Linked DNA regions of Homo sapiens: region 1 is linked to region 2. Evidence: chromatin loops called from intact Hi-C (ENCODE). Cell type or tissue: B cell. All regions are shown on one strand.

Region 1 (5,000 bases), 170 kb before region 2:
ATAGCCCCATGGTCTGTGTCATGCCTGCCCTCCCATCACTACACTATCCCTACCCTGTGGGCTTCCTGTCCTGCAGTGGCTCCTGGGACCCCTCTAGCCCTCCTCAGCCTCACTGTTGCCCATTTCTCCTCTGGGCCCAGAGCCCACCTCCAGTCCCCAGCACTCACCTGTCCTTCCCTCTCACACAGGGCGAAGTTGGAGTCCCTGGTTCCAGGGGAGAGGATGGTCCTGAGGGGCCAAAGGGACGCACTGGACCGACTGGAGACCCTGGGCCCCCAGGGCTCATGGGCGAGAAGGTGATGGGATGAGGGTTCTGTGCCTGGGTCCTCTGGGGGTGTGGGCACTGGGGTCAGGATGGGCATGGGTGCCCGCCGCTGAAGTCAGCCAGTCAGTTGAAGATGGCCATGCATTAGTCATACTTCTGTCTGTGTAAATGGCATCTCTCAGCTGCTGATGGGCAGAGGGGATATATAAGAAGTCAGGGAAAAGTCCCTGACACGAAGAGTTGGACGGAGACGAAGCTTAGAGAGTAGCTGTTGCTTCAAGGCAGAGTGAACATGCGTTCGGACTCCAAGCAGCAGGAGTTCTGAGATGAGAGAGTCTAATAGCAGTGAGGTCTGTGGTCTCCAGAGCTGACTCTCCCCAGCACTTGCCCTGTGCCAGGTGCTGTGCTGATGCGTCCTATCTATCCTATGAGGTAGGCATGTGACGTACTGTTTTGCTGAGGTTTTACAGAGGCACAGGGATGCTTGTTGATTACATGGCCAGTGAAGGGCAGAGCCAGGGGTTATGCCCAGGCAGTCTGGCTTCAGAATCTCTGCTTCTAAGCCCTGCTCTGCAGCTGCCTGGGCAGGATGAGCCCTGGAGCCTCTGGGGAAGGGGGCATGCACGGGAGTCGGGGTGTGGTGGGCAAAGGGCCTGCAGGGGGATTGGTCTTGGTGAAGCAGGAGTGGGTGCTGGGGTAGATCCCACCTCCCTCATGGGGTAGATGGAGCTGAGGTTGACATGTGGGAAGCAGCTAGATCACAGTGACCCTGAAGGACCTGATACCTCTGTAGGCGCAGGGGAGGTGGGATCCCAGCACTAGAATTGGGGAAAATCCACTCACGGGAAGGAGAGACAACAAAAGTCAGGCAGCTGTGGGGCAAGCAATGAGGGGCTAGAGGCTGGGGTGTGTGGGGTGTGTTGCTGGGTGGGGGCTGGCTGTTATATGTGAGGGTTGAGGTCTCCAGGGGTGGAGTGGCATCTGGGCCTCCTCTCACTCCTAACTGCTTCCTGTCCCTCCACAGGGCAAGCTGGGTGTTCCTGGTCTGCCTGGCTATCCTGGACGTCAGGGACCCAAGGTGATGCCATGCCCCATACGTGCCCCTCCTCCTCTTCCCTCCTCCTCTTCGCTTCCCTGATCCCTGATTCCAGAAAGCACAGATGCAGGGCAGTGGGGGACCCCAGAGGGAATTTAGCTGACCCCCATTTTACAGATGACCGAAAGAGGCCCAGAGAGCAGCAGGGGTTTGTCCAAGGCCACTTAGTTCTTGGCAGAGCTCGGGTCTCCCTGGCCACTGCCTTTGTGGCCTCTCCTGACCCCCTTTGCCCCTTCCTGAACCCTACCTTTCATAACTTCTCAATTTCCCCCCTTCTCCGTTCTCACCAGGGGTCCCTAGGATTTCCTGGCTTTCCTGGTGCCAGTGGAGAGAAGGGAGCCCGGGTAAGCTGGGGGGTGGGAGGGCGTGAGAAGGGAAGGGCTGGAGAGGTGTAGAGGGGGTCTGTGGGGAGTCTCACCCTGGGTAATGTTCTCTCTGCTTCATTCCCACCAGGGCCTGTCGGGGAAGTCAGGGCCTCGGGGAGAACGGGGCCCCACGGTGAGTGCAGGGGAGAGAAACAGGTGGCTCAAGGTCCAGAGGGGGGCATTTGGGTTTCTCTGACAACTCCTCTTCCCTCTGTAGGGTCCACGGGGTCAGCGGGGACCCCGAGGTGCCACTGGGAAGTCTGGAGCTAAGGTGAATGGTCTCTACAAGGCTCCAACTGCCCCCTGCCCACTCAGCCCCAGCTCTCCCTCAACATCCTGACCTCGGGGACAGCTGGAAAGCAGCTCTTCCCACTCCTTGACTCTGTTTCCCCCCACAGGGAACATCTGGTGGTGATGGCCCCCATGGGCCCCCTGGAGAGAGGGTGAGTGTGGATCGAAAGTCCCCTTCCCCTGAGGTCCCCAGGGAGCCTGGGTGAGCCAGCTCCCTCCTCACCCCAGGAAGGAAGCTGAGTTCCCCCACTCAGCCCCTGCCCCCATTCTCCTGACTCCCCCCACCTCTGTCTCTAGGGCCTCCCTGGACCTCAGGGTCCCAACGGGTTTCCTGGACCGAAAGGACCCCCGGTAAGTTGACCCCGAGCTCTGACCCACCTCGCTTCTCTGAGTCCTTCTTCCCTACCTGCTTTCCAGCTGAGAGTTCACCTGACAACTGAACCCCTTCCAGGGCCCCCCTGGGAAGGATGGGCTGCCGGGACACCCAGGCCAAAGAGGAGAAGTGGTGAGTGATGCTCCTGGCTACCCATTCTCAGGGGGCTCCATCAGACCCTTTAACCCCAGAGCTGTCTGGAAAGCCCACAGGGACGTTCTCCTGGCAGAGTGGAGCCTGCCCTGGTGCTGCTCAGACCCAGGGCCCAGGGCTTGGTGTGATCCTGCCTGGGATCCTTCCTCCTGGGAATCTGCCCCACAGCGCCCACACCTGCTTTCACTGCATTCTCCTCTCTTCCTCGCCTAGGGTTTCCAAGGGAAGACCGGCCCCCCTGGTCCTCCAGGAGTGGTGGGACCTCAGGTAGGTTTGTCCCTAGGAGAGAATGGACCCCTGACCCTAGCATTAGTCTGTCTGCCCCTCTTCTCTCGGTCACACGCCCCTGCCCCGGTCCACCTGACCCAGACTCCTGGGGCTGGGGTCAATGGTGGGGGCTGGGATTTCAGGCAGGGGTCCTGAACTTCAGTCTGTTTTGGGGCGCATTCTCATCGTCTTGTCCCCCAGGAGAGGCAGTTCCCCAACAGAGACACAAGGTGGTGTAGTTACTCCACATGGGGCAGGAGAAAACCCAGCAGTGGCCCAGGAATGCCGGGGAATTTCCCAGGAGCTTTGGGGCAGGGATAAAGGGGTTCTGAAGGAGTGTTTTAGGGTGGCCAGGGTGGGCTCTTCTGGCAGACAGCGAGATGAAGGGCCTGAGAGCAGGAACTCTCTCTGCTTTTGTCTAGGGAGCAGCAGGAGAAACCGGCCCTATGGGGGAGAGAGGTCACCCAGGCCCCCCGGGGCCCCCTGGAGAGCAGGGACTACCTGGGACAGCTGGAAAAGAAGGAACAAAGGTCAGTGAGGGGCCAGGCAGAGGGGAAGTGGGGGAGCTGGGGATTGGGGTGCTGAAAGGAACAGGTAGTTGGAGATTTGAGGGGGGGCTGGAGAGCTCTCTGTTTAATTTGGGAGCATGGCTGTGGCTCATCACCTCTCCTTTCCTTTTAGGGTGACCCTGGTCCCCCTGGGGCCCCAGGGAAGGATGGTCCTGCTGGTCTGAGGGGATTCCCAGGAGAGAGAGGCCTCCCAGGCACTGCTGTGAGTGTGACTCCCAGACCCCTGCCTGTCACAAGCACCAAGCATCCTGAGTCCCCACCCCGACCCTGTCCCTGACCCCCTCCATGTCACTCCCCACTTCCATCTTTTGGAGCCTGTCTTCCCTCTCCAGCTCTCACCCTTCTCTTTTCGTGAAGTCTCATCTTCCCCAAATGTCTGGTTCATAGGGTGGACCTGGTTTGAAGGGGAATGAAGGTCCGTCTGGCCCCCCTGGCCCTGCAGTGAGTCTGGGGTTCCGGAAGTGGTAGGAAGGACCCGGGAAAGGGGTGGGTGAGGAAGGGTGGGAGTGGCATTCTGATACCACCAGGGGCTGTGGGGCTGGGCAGAGGCTGTCCAGGGACAGCCAGAATGCATCTGATTTTGGGAGCTTTTGGGAATTGTGGTCTGAGGTTCTCTGGTATGGGCGGGCTGGTGTCTCCTTCCTGGGGGTCTGACCATCTGCTTTCTCAGGGCTCCCCTGGGGAACGAGGTGCAGCAGGATCAGGGGGACCCATTGGTCCGCCAGGGCGCCCAGGCCCGCAGGGTCCCCCTGGAGCAGCAGGAGAGAAAGGTGTCCCAGTGAGTGTGGGGGTATTGGGGAGGGGTACTGGGGAGGGGTCTGTGAGCCTAGGGTTGATGGGCTATGACAAGTTTCCTGTGGGGTGTTTGAGGGTGAGGGTCACCTCCAGGCCATGACTCCTTCCTCCTGTCCCACAGGGTGAGAAGGGCCCCATTGGCCCGACTGGCCGAGATGGAGTGCAGGGTCCTGTGGGGCTTCCTGGTCCTGCTGGGCCTCCAGGTGTGGCTGGAGAGGATGGAGACAAGGTGAGGGGACCCCACAGACCCCGACCAATCTTCTTTCCAGATGAGATGGCTGACCTGGGCATGACCCCTGGCCCCTGTCATGTCATCCTTCCCACTCTACCCATCACCTTTCTCTAATATCTTGTCTGCCTTCTCCTCCCAGGGTGAGGTGGGGGACCCCGGACAGAAGGGCACCAAAGGGAACAAGGGTGAACATGTAAGTGTCCATGACCTTGACTTCTGACCTCCTGGCCTTTAACCTCAGTCCCACCTGATCTCTCTCCCTGTTTTGGTGTCTCTGACTCTCTTCTCTTACCCAGGGCCCTCCTGGACCCCCTGGACCCATTGGTCCTGTGGGGCAGCCTGGAGCAGCGGTGAGTGACCCCTCCACCCCCACCGAAGGCCCAGCAGCCTCTGGTCCTCCCTCAGCTCCCCTCTGCCCTTGTGGCTGGGAGTGGGAGCAGGGGCTCTGGGCCTGGCACCCAGCTGTGTGTGGTATTTGTGGATAGAGAACACCTGACCCATGACCCATCCCTGTGTCCTTGTCTCTGCTTTCCCTCAACCCTGCAGGGAGCAGATGGGGAGCCCGGAGCTCGGGGACCCCAGGGACACTTTGGA
Region 2 (5,000 bases):
GTGCATATGAGGAAAACTTTTTATGCTTCGTATGTCGGAAAATATATTTATTCTACTCTCACACTTGAATAATAGCTTCCACGGTTATAAAATTCAAGATTGGAAATCATTTCCATCAGAATTTTTAAGGCATTTCTCTATAATCCCTTAGCTTCCTGCGTTATTGTTGATAATCCAAAAGATATTGTGTCATGAAACTTTGTACGTAATCGTTGTTGTTTTTTTCTCTCAGAAGCTTATAGGATATCTGCTTTTTCCCTTCCTCCTTTAAATTCTTATAGGTGCTCCATTACCTACAAGATGAAGACCCTTCTCAAACCGTCCTCAGGGTATTTCTTTTTCTTTTTTTCTTTCCTTTTTTTTTTTTTTTTGAGGTAGAGTCTCACTCTGTTACCCAAGCTGGAGTGCAGTGGTGCAATCTCAGCTCACTGCAACCTCTGTCTCCCAGGTTCAAGCAATTCTCCTGCCTCACCCTCCTGAGTAGCTGGAATTACAGGCACCCCCCACCATGCCCGGCTAATTTTATTATTTTTAGTAGAGACCGGGTTTCACCATGTTGGCCAGGCTGGTCTCGAACTTCTGACCTCAGGTGCTCCGCCTGCCTTGGCCTCCCAAAGTGCTGGGATTACAGGCATGAGCCACCGCACCTGGCCTATTTTAACCATATAATAGCTCCTCCTGAAAATGATCAATGCTTAAGTCACAGAAAACTGTTGTCGCATGTTTACTCCTCCCTGCCTTTGCACAAACTATTCTCTGTGCTGGACCTGCCTTCCTCCACCAACCAGTCAAAATTCTACCTGTCCTTCCAGGGTCCAGATTAAATGTCACCTCTTCTGTGAAGCATTTTCAATCCCAGCCCCCAATATGCTGGCCACCCTGTCCCTGCAGTGCATACCACATTCCGCCCTGTGTCAGTTGACTGTGTATGAATTTGCCTTTGCCACTAACTGCTCCTCTAAAGCAAGAGAAGGCTGTGTCTTATAGTTCCAACACCCAGAACATAATGGGCATTGAAACACTGTAGAATTCTATTTAATTCAATTTTGTTTGCTTCAAATCCAGCCTGGTCCGACTGTCTGCAGCTGGTTTTAATAACATTGGCTACCGTTTACCCAACACATGCAATGTGCCTGGCCTTAATGCTTTTCACGTGTAGTGGATTTGAATCTTGGTCCAAAAGATTAATAAGATAGTGCACAGAGTGCAAAAAATAGTAAATGTCTTTAAATAATCGAAAATCTGATTCAAAACCTGCTCTTTAAAAAATCTTAAATCTGATTCAAAACCCCTGCCATGAGGCTGGTTTTAAGTTCAATCTGTCTTTATTGGGGCTTCTGGTCTCTTACAGTTGTTCCAAGGGTCTGCGCCCTGACACAGTGCTGAGGCCTTGGAGAAGCCCCTGTTGTCTTCTCCAGTCCAGACTGTTTACTCCAAGCATGCCTAGGGCTTAACCTGTATGCTCTTTTCCAAGTGGAAGCTCTGCTGCTTCTGCACTAGGCTTGGGGCAGGGGAATCTTTAGTGAGGAGTGATCCCCAGTGCCTGGGAGCAGGACTGCAAAGATGCACCATACGGCCAACTTCCCCGTCCCTGGGAGGCCTCCCCACCTGCCTTGGCTGCTGCAAGGAAGCAGGGCTCTTTCAGACCCACAGGCCACTGTGCCTTCCTCAGTTTGGGAGAACCTTCCCCCTTTGCCTGTCAAAGGCATTCCCCTCTCTCTCTCTGGCACAATGTCTGGGACACCTGGCATAATGTCAAGTGAGCTTCAGATTTTGGGAAATCCAAAGCCAGAAGAGGAAAGGCCTTGGCGGTGACATGTGCTATTGTCTTGTGTGACAAACCTAAATACAAACAAAGGAAAAAGAAAAGCATCATTCTGCCATACATGAATTATTTCATTTCTTCCTTATGACCAATCTGCAAGTTAAGTATAATGATTTCATTTTATAAAGAAGGAAGCTAGGATTCAAATTACCTAACTTGCCCAAGGTCAAACAGCTAGGAGGTGGTTGGAAGGTCTGTGTGATGCTAGAGCCCATGTTCTTTCCACTGCACTGTCCTACTCAGCAGCGAATGGAGACCAGCTTGTGAGACATGAGGCAGGATGAACAGGGTCAGACATCAGCATTACTAGGAAATGTGTAGGAGGAGGTATTCCCAACTTTGGGAACAAACTTCTTCTGAGGCTTCAGCAGCAACAGGCTGCAGGGAATGAGGTGAGCTTGAAGAATGACTGGGGATGGAATTACTGAAGAGATTTTCTTCTCCCTCCTGGATCAGTCGAAGCACTCCCCCAGTTCAGACTTTCTTTCTTGCTTAGTCTAAATTCCCTCCTGGTCAACAAGACTCTATATGATCTGGCGCTGCATGTGTCTTCATCTTTACTTCCCTCTACTCTTCCTTCTTTCATTAAGCAATAGCCACACTATCTTCCCCAGAATTCTCCTTAACATTAATGCCTCCAATTCATCACCCATTCACAACTCGTGTGGCACCAATTCAGAGAAGCTTCATTGACCAACTTTGCTAAATAAACCACCTATCTCCAATCTCTCCCTATCATGTTACCCTATTTATCTCTACACACAGATGCCTTTCAATGAATGATGTCCCACTTCTCAGGCTTTCCTTTCTCTCTGACTTCAGAAAAGCTTCCAGACAAGTGATCGTGCACGCAGAGGAGCGACTTCACTTCCTCTCCTCTCCTCCTTGTGGTTTAGGAGGTTGCTACCTATGACTTGTAATTTGGCTCCATCTTGTGGTTTGCATCCACCCCACCTGGAGCCTCCAAATCTGAGTAAGCCTAAGGTCTCCCAAGGTGGACTCCCCGGCACTTCCGTCCACTGGAAACGTTCTGCTGCCTCCTCCCTAGAGTCCCAACACCGCTCTTGAGACCTGGTCAGGTTCCCAGTTGCCCTTTATTCCTTTCCTCGGGCCTTCAGTATATGGATCTGCTTCAGGTACAAGTTCTTACTGTAATGCCTGAAACATGGTGGTTACTCAATAAATGTTTAAAGCCCCAGCTGACTAAAACAAAATGTAGTCACCCTGCTCTCAAATTCCCTGATGACATGTCCGCATAAAGAAAAATAAATTAAAATTTGTTTTTCTGATATTAACAAGTATTGTTTTGTTAATACTATTATCTTTCATAATAGTATTGACTATTATTATTGAGCACTTCCAATGTGCCAAACACTAGTCTAACCAACTGATATTTGTCAAATCCAGTATCTCCACATTCACTAAGAAGCACACCAGATATTTCCTAAATTGTTGCATGAAACCGAAGTGTTTAGGAGAGTGTTAATAACCTAACCAAAAACAAATCAATAGAAGTAATATTTTTCTGTTAAAACATATTTTAATACATGTAAGGAAATGCCAAACTTAAATATGTATCTTTTTGTTTTTTGTTTTTTTTGAGACAGAGTCTTGCTCTGTTGCCCAGGCTGGAGTGCAGTGGTGCCATCTCAGCTCACTGCAACCTCCGCCTGCTGGGTTCAAGTGATTCTCCTGCCTCAGCCTACCGAGCAGCTGGGACTACAGGCATTCACCACCGCACCCAGCTAATTTTTGTATTTTTAGTAGAGATAGGGTTTCACCATATTGGCCAGGCTGGTCTCGAACTCCTGACCTTGTGATCCGTCCGCCTTGGCCTCCCAAAGTGAAGTATGTATCTTTATTATATAGTAATCTGCCTTTTAAAAATGATATGTCATTATTTGTAACAATTGAAAATTATTGGAAACATGCCTAGTAAGAGTACAATAGTTGAAAAAATTATAGTACATCTGCACAATGGAGTAATGCAAAGCTGTTAAAAAGAATGAGGAGATAGAAAAAATAAGTTCCAATGTTTGATAGCAGACTGGGGTGACTGTAGCCAGCAACAATATATATATATATATATATATATATATATATATATATATATATATATATATATAGTATATTTCAAAGTAGCTAGAAGAGAGGACTTGAGATGTTGCCAACACATAGAAATGATAAATGCTCAAGGTGAAGGATACCCCAAATACCTGACTTGATCATTAGTCTCATTGTATGCATGTAACAGATACTCACATGTACCTCATAAATAAAATATGTAAAATATCATGTATCAATTAAAGGAAAAAGTCTAACGAAAAGGAATGAGAAAGATCTCTTTGAACTAATACGGAGGAATCTCTAGGTTAGAGTGGAAAATTCACAGTGCAATACAATGATTAAACTATGTACTGCCTTTGGGGTAAGAAAGAGGAAAGATACATATTTTTTCAAAAAGGTGGATTGGGTCAGATGTGGTGGCTTGTGCCTATAATCCCCACACTTTGGGAGGATGAAGTGGGAGGATCACTTGAGGTCAGGAATTTAACACCAGCCTGGCCAACATAGCAAGACTCTGTCTCTACATAAAATAAAAAAATTAGCCAGGCATGGTGGTACCCCCTGTAGTCCTAACTACTCAGGACGCTGAAGCAAGAGGATCATTTGAGCCTAGGAGTTCGAGGCTATAGTGAGTTATGATGGTGCCACTGCACTCCAGCTTGGGCAACAGAGTGAGACCATGTCTCCAAAGGGGGAAAAAAGCTGCATTGGAAGGATAAACAAGAAATTAATAAAAATGGCTACTTTTAGGAAGGAAGGGAGAATAGAAGTGAGAAGTGAATATTGACCTTTGAAACGTATAAATAATTTACAATGTTAATAAAAAATTGACAAAAACCTCTAAAATTTAAAACAAATAGAACTGAACCACACAGAAAAAATAAGTATCCCAAGTGATATTAAAAGATACTACTGTATGTTCTTGGTGGAATACACTTACTCTCTCTCTTCTCTCTCTATTTTTTGTTGTTGTTGTTGTTTGTTGTTTGTTGTTTTTTTAGACAGGGTCTTGCTCTGTTGCCAGCCAAGGCTGGAGTGCTGGAGTGCGCTGGTGTGATTATAGCTCAGTGCACCCTCAAATTCCTGGGCTCACGTGATCCTCCCACCT

Evidence for each region. Peaks named below come from ENCODE experiments on the same cell type or tissue, not always from the same donor. Only the 100,000 strongest peaks of a DNase experiment are listed, where the experiment ranks them.
Region 1: a loop joins it to region 2, with 29 times the contacts of the local background. A loop is called at or near these places in 10 of 110 quality-filtered maps.

Annotation. Positions count from the first base shown.
Region 1 is chr6:33,170,870-33,175,869 of GRCh38, reverse strand. It overlaps COL11A2 (collagen type XI alpha 2 chain), which reads left to right. Exons shown (of 66, transcript NM_080680.3): 30 at 189-296; 31 at 1,290-1,343; 32 at 1,652-1,705; 33 at 1,815-1,859; 34 at 1,944-1,997; 35 at 2,125-2,169; 36 at 2,315-2,368; 37 at 2,469-2,522; 38 at 2,757-2,810; 39 at 3,233-3,340; 40 at 3,492-3,581; 41 at 3,767-3,820; 42 at 4,050-4,157; 43 at 4,296-4,403; 3 more. Among named protein-coding and RNA genes, the nearest start is that of COL11A2, 19 kb to the left of the region's middle. In B cell, CTCF peaks have their summits at 2,635, 2,840 and 3,040; a DNase peak (open chromatin) is centred at 3,039; H3K27me3 peaks cover 1,389 bases.
Region 2 is chr6:32,997,993-33,002,992 of GRCh38, reverse strand. No RefSeq gene overlaps it. Among named protein-coding and RNA genes, the nearest start is that of HLA-DOA, 9.1 kb to the left of the region's middle. In B cell, a CTCF peak has its summit at 2,750 (motif pointing left); a DNase peak (open chromatin) is centred at 2,752; H3K27ac peaks cover 1,354 bases.